2 separate regions of the Homo sapiens genome follow, and region 1 is linked to region 2. A link is a loop called in an ENCODE intact Hi-C map of the cell type or tissue named here. Cell type or tissue: mesothelial cell of epicardium. All regions are shown on one strand. Links, peaks and the distances in the headings refer to the core of each region. The heading gives the core; the rest is flanking DNA.

Region 1 (2,926 bases), core at 110-2,609, 220 kb after region 2:
TGCCAGGTACCTAGCCCTGGAGTGATTAGGGCTGAGGGATAGTGTCCTGGACTGCAAGAGACTGATTAAAGGAGATGGGGGGTGGGAGGTATATGAACTCTGGTTTGGTGGATTTGCACATCAAAGGTGTGCTTGCAGACAAGTTTACTATCTCTAGGAATTATCTAACCCTGGAAGGGTCAACCCCTACCCAGATGCAGAAGGTCTCAGATGCCACAGCGTAAGAATAAAGAAAAAAAAAATACAATTAATACAGACCCCAGTACACACACACACACACACACACACACACACACACACACACACACACACACACACACACACAAGTTCTACTTTGTTTTGAGACATAAGAGGCATCTCTGTTTTAGAGGCTGATGTTCACAGAGCGTGTAAGGAACCTTAAAGAGTATTATTGGAAGATCTCTTATTCCCTGTCCCTTTGATGCCAAGTACACATCCTGCAAGTCCGCAGTCAGTTCTAATGCCAAGCAAGGTGCCTCACTTCATTCTTCTTTCAAGATTTGCTCTTAGGACCTAATGAACATTAAAGGATTTTATACAACAGCAGCATGTATTCCATGAGTCACAGGCTTGAAAGAATAACTCCAAGAAGTGCAGGACTCCTATCTGGTCATTTTGGTTGTCTCGACGCAGGAAAGTGGAAAATGCATTTTTCTCAGCTCACCTCATAGGTTTAACCACAGTTCAGGAATGAACTGTGTCATTTCCTATCATGCACAGTGGGCATTGCTGAAAAGCATTATCTGGAAATACTATATTATGCCATTTTTGAATTAGTTTCAGTAATGAGAATAAACATTTGCAGAGCCTTTTGTGTTTGTAAAATGATTTACAAGCACCGGCTAGCTCACTTGTTAATAATTACTTTGGGGGATTCTTAACAATGCATATTTAGGAGATAAAAGTGATTATTTGGATGGGATTAGGGGAAAAAACAAGTAATAGAAAAGCATTTAACACAGTCATTTTCAGTTTTATACTCTCTGCAAGCCTGTACCGACTAACTTTATCATTTTCATTGAATTTCATCCCATATTCCTAATATTCAAAGACCAGCACAAAAACACTCAATGTTGGGTAGAATCATGGTTTAAGCTTTACATTATCACTCTTCCTTGTTGCCATTTCCTGTCTTGATTTGCATATAGAGTGGGTGCAACTCAGGAAGCCCTCCACAAACACACCCACCCAACTCCCATGGAGACAGGAAACTCAGCTCCCTGCCCTTCCTCTGCCTCTGATGTAATGGATGACCCTAAGAATTTCACTGCATCTCTAAGCCTCAGTGCTCCCACCTGTAAAATGGCTGAGGAAGGAAGGATGCAGGGCAAATGGGGGAGTCTATAAATTCACAAATCTGTGATCTTGCCACTATCATTGTCTAAAGCTCAAACTGGCTCTTAAATCTAGTGAATCCATGATCTTGCCATTTTTGTTGTCTGAAGCTTGGAATTGTGATGCCGTGCATCTCACTGCTCATTTTCTTGTTAAAACCCAAACTGTGACACATCAGTGTAACCACATGAGTGCATGCGTGCGCGTGCACGGGTGTGCACACACACACACTGCTTACCAGACTTTACCTAGGAGGGAATTTACACCATTGGTGAACTGCAGATATTCCAAAAACACTTAAAAATGTAAAATTTCAAATATCTCTTGAATTTTCTTTTTCTTTCTTTCTTTTTTTTTTTTTTTTTTTTTTTGAGACAGAATCTTGCTCTGTCGCCCAGGCTGGAATGCAGTGGTGTGATCTCGGCTCACTTGCAAGCTCTGCCTCCCGGGTTCACACCATTCTCCTGCCTCAGCCTCCCGAGTAGCTGGGACTACAGGCACCCGCCACCATGCCCAGCTAATTTTTGTATTTTTAGTAGGGATGGGGTTTCACCGTGTGAGCCAGGATGGTCTCGATCTCCTGACCTCATGATCCTCCCGCCTCGGCCTCCCAAAGTGCTGGGATTACAGGCGTGAGCCACCGCCCCCGGCCAGTATCTCTTGAATTTTCTATTCTAATCTCAGTTTAATATTACAGTATTTTTACTCGAATTGTTTGGTAACATTGACCCTTTAGATCAATGTTATCCTACAGCATTTGGGTATCTTCGGGCCACCCCACACGTGCACCATGCCTGCTCTCTGGTATAAGAAGAGTAGTTGAAGCCTCATGCTCCACTTATTTCACGCCTTGGTGAACCCTAAGTCTGAAGTTAGGTTGCAGATCAAACAGTGGACTCCATTTCCTCTGCTCTGTTTTTAAACTGTCTCTTGATGGGTTCTTAAACCCATCTACTGGTAAAGCCTGAAGTGTTCCAGGAAATATGATAAGAACCAAAGACATGTTTGAGAATAAAGCTATTCTATGGGGAGGTTTTCCATGACGCTCATCTTCAACTTTACTGTATAACTCTTAACTGATTTTTTAGTGGTGGTACATATCTCAATAATAATCACTGTATTTATCTATTATTTAGGGTTATCTATGAAGCACTTGTGATGTTTTTGAGCAGTAACCACCATTTTTTGAGTATGTACATGTTACACAGCCTGTCATATACCAATCATGTCAGTCAGGATCCCCACAGGGAGCAGATGGCACTCAACTGGGGTAAGTGGGTAAGTTTGGACCTTTCAAAGGTAGTGTTTCATAATCACAACAAATCTCATGGATAATGAACCTTATCAAGGTTTTCCATAAACAATTCTTTTCTGGTACCTTCCTAAGCATTTCACTATGTGTAGAAAATCAGTGTGATTTAATAAGCTGCGGATTCAGTATCCTGAAAAGAACTTCCTAATGTCCCCCTTCTAAAGTAAAAAAATCTTAAGCCCCAAAGGAATCTGGTCATTGTTTATTCATTACTCATTCATGAATTATGTTATCTTAATGAACATGAAAGCATGCCCT
Region 2 (2,926 bases), core at 194-2,693:
ATCTCATATAGTTCTTTGTTGTGTCTAATTCATTTTGTGGTGTCACATTCATTGGGCAATTTATATTTCTTTTCATGTCCCTGAAGTAATGTTTTATTTTTAGATAGTTCTAACCCTGAGGACATTCCAAAGACAATGGTATTTCTGTTTTTTTAAAATAAAGGAATACATAATTTTTTAAAAGCACATTTTGCTAAGGGACTTTCAAAGGGACAGGACAGTCATGTAATTGGGGGGTGAAGGTGATTCTGTTCACTTTTATTCTATTGTTTTCCCCTTTCTCCTCCATAGGGGCTAGTCCTGAGATAAAGTAAAAAAAAAAGGCATATGGTAATCCATTCTGAATATGTCATATTCCCTTAGTGTTCATAGCTGAGACCTTCCATAAACTATTTCTTAAGACACTGAAGATGAATCTCTTGACACGGTTATAGGGAGCAGAGATAAGGCATCCAAGGGGTTGCTTTTCAGCTAGGAAGTTTTTGGTCATCTGTACAATGCATACCCCAGTATCATAAATGATAAGATTTTATTTTCAACCATTCTTTTTCTTGAATTAAAAAAAAAAACAGTGATTAGGAAATTTTCAACTAGAGGAAACCAAAGAACAGCATCATAAACCATGTGTATTCAGCTTCAACATTTACCCACATTCTTTTAATCCTACTACCAGACTTGCCTATCTGAATCATGAATGTTAGGCCCTCTGGTCAACTAGATTTTCTTCAATGCTTGATTTTTCCCTTCAAACAGACTTCTGTTACTGTCACTAGAACAATCAGTATTAGACTTATTCCAGCCACTCTTCCCTTCTCTCTCCCACTCTAGAGAAGAAATGGCCTCAAATTTAGTTTGGAGTAGGGTGCTGTGCACATATCTCATTAGGAAATGGTGTAGATATTCAGGTTCTATCTAAAGATAGTTCATAGGAGAAAAGGGGAGGCAAAGAGAGGTGATTCATGTGCTGGAATGATGAAGGTACCAGCGCTGCTCCTTGAAGGATTATTAGCTTTTGGATGGGTGATGGAATTAAAAATTATTAATTGTAATGGCAACAATAGCTAATATTTGACGTGTTTACTATGGTCCAGGCACTGTTCCAAGCACTTCACATATATTACGTCATTACTATATGCAAAGGTGAGGAACAAGAACTATTAACATCCCATTTGCAAATGAGATGGAACCTGAGGTACAAGGAAGTTAATTCCTTCAAGGGCACACAGCACAGGGAGATAGAAGTTCAAATATTCGTGAGATCATAGAGTGGGAGTGAATGTCATCAAGACCAGCTCTTTTATTAAGGAAACCATAGTGCAAAGGGGGAAGGGGTTTCTCCAGGACACGCAGTGAGTGGGTGGTGGGTTTGAGACTCTTTTCCAGGAACCTAGATTTGAGTGTGGTGTGTTTCAGTTATACCAGACAGTCGTCTTCACTAACAGAAGCACCTCGCGAGGCCTCATGATGTCAGTTCCCTACCTTTCAGCTTTTGTTAGGATTGACTCTTCTTTTACTATTTCTTTCTTCGAGGAATAGTTCTTGCTTTTTATATTTTTAAATCTCATCTCTGCAAATTATTGAACTTAGCTAACATTTAGAGAATACAGCCTGTTCAAAGCATAGTCCAAAGACAATGTAAAGTTAGGGGAAGAGTCTCTTGCCTCTTTATCTGAAATTCCAAATATAAAATGAATGTTTTCATTTTTTTACCCCATTTCCTCTGCCTTATAGTCTCAAAAAACTGATGGATGTCTGAAGGATAATTTCTTTCTCTGCCACCAAAGGCCTTGCCCACTATGGTGCTTATTCACTTTATTTTACTTTTATAATGGAAAAAGTTTATATACAAAGCAAAAATTGAGCACTGAAACAGATCACTGATTCTCAATCAGAGGCTACAGCAAGAGATGGGAAATAATTGTGTATAAGGATTTCCCCTTTCACTTTTAATTTTTTAATGCACGTTACTGTGTACTCAGGGGTTTTCATCTATTCAGTATGTTACAATCAATTATAGTCATTATTATTTGGACCAAATTTGGCCACCAGAAGCCTCTTCAGTCTGATTCCTTTGTCCTTTTGGCATAAACCCATTAATCTTTGAATCCTTTCTTGTATTCAGTGATAATAAGATGTCCCATTAAGGTGTCATGTTGTACTTTCTTGCTAGACTTCTTCTTTTTTGTAATAATTACTTTTATTTTTTTTTCTTTCATAGAAGAATGGTGGTTTAGATTGTATGGATTTTAGAAACTCTTGAAAAAAATTGAAAGCCATTAGTAAGATCAATGTACCATTTGAGATTTTTAAAAAAGTATTTCAGCCTTCAAGAGCAATATTTTTAGAGTGAGACTTATTTTGGAAATGGAATCTATAAGGTTTCTAAATCAGGGGTTTCTATTTTTCACTAATTTCATCTTTTCTCTTGTTCAACTCTTCTAATTTCTGTCTTTGACTGCTGAGCCACATTAAAAAAAGAAAGCACCATTATTGCTTACTAAGGAGATATCATATGGAAAGAATTCTCAGATCCTGACCTTGTCCAAGGAGTGGTGAAAGGGATGGCATCCCAAATGTTAGCTGTCCTTTGTGGCCTTTTCTGCTTCTGGAGTCCAGAGGTTCTCCCTCTGTACCTTGTGACCTATCCATCATTGAAATCAGCTTATTCGTTTCAGTGCCAGATGTGTCTGGAGTCCACCTTAGTTCCCTTCTTACTTAATCTCTCGAGCATTTGAGCTTTTTTTTTTCTTTTGCCATCTGTAAAGTGAAGCAAAACTTGTAAGTTTGAGGTAAGCATTAAATGAACAATGTTTACACTATAAATAAGGGACTTGAGGCATAGTGAGGGTTTTGTACCTGTTGAATTCCTTCTTCCTTGTGTTATATTTACTTACACATGCAGGATATGTGTCTGCTTCATTTCTAT

Evidence for each region. A loop is a pair of places that touch in the nucleus more often than their neighbours do. Peaks named below come from ENCODE experiments on the same cell type or tissue, not always from the same donor. Only the 100,000 strongest peaks of a DNase experiment are listed, where the experiment ranks them.
Region 1: it touches region 2 in a loop (7-fold over the local background); 2 of 110 quality-filtered maps call a loop at or near these places.

What each region holds. Positions count from the first base shown.
Region 1 is chr3:133,300,712-133,303,637 of GRCh38, forward strand. All of the region lies in intron 3 of TMEM108 (transmembrane protein 108), which reads left to right. Among named protein-coding and RNA genes, the nearest start is that of TMEM108-AS1, 45 kb to the left of the region's middle. In mesothelial cell of epicardium, for the core only: no CTCF peak of the experiment used is centred there; a DNase peak (open chromatin) is centred at 1,540.
Region 2 is chr3:133,083,565-133,086,490 of GRCh38, forward strand. All of the region lies in intron 2 of TMEM108 (transmembrane protein 108), which reads left to right. Among named protein-coding and RNA genes, the nearest start is that of TMEM108, 47 kb to the left of the region's middle. In mesothelial cell of epicardium, for the core only: no CTCF peak of the experiment used is centred there; no DNase peak of the experiment used is centred there.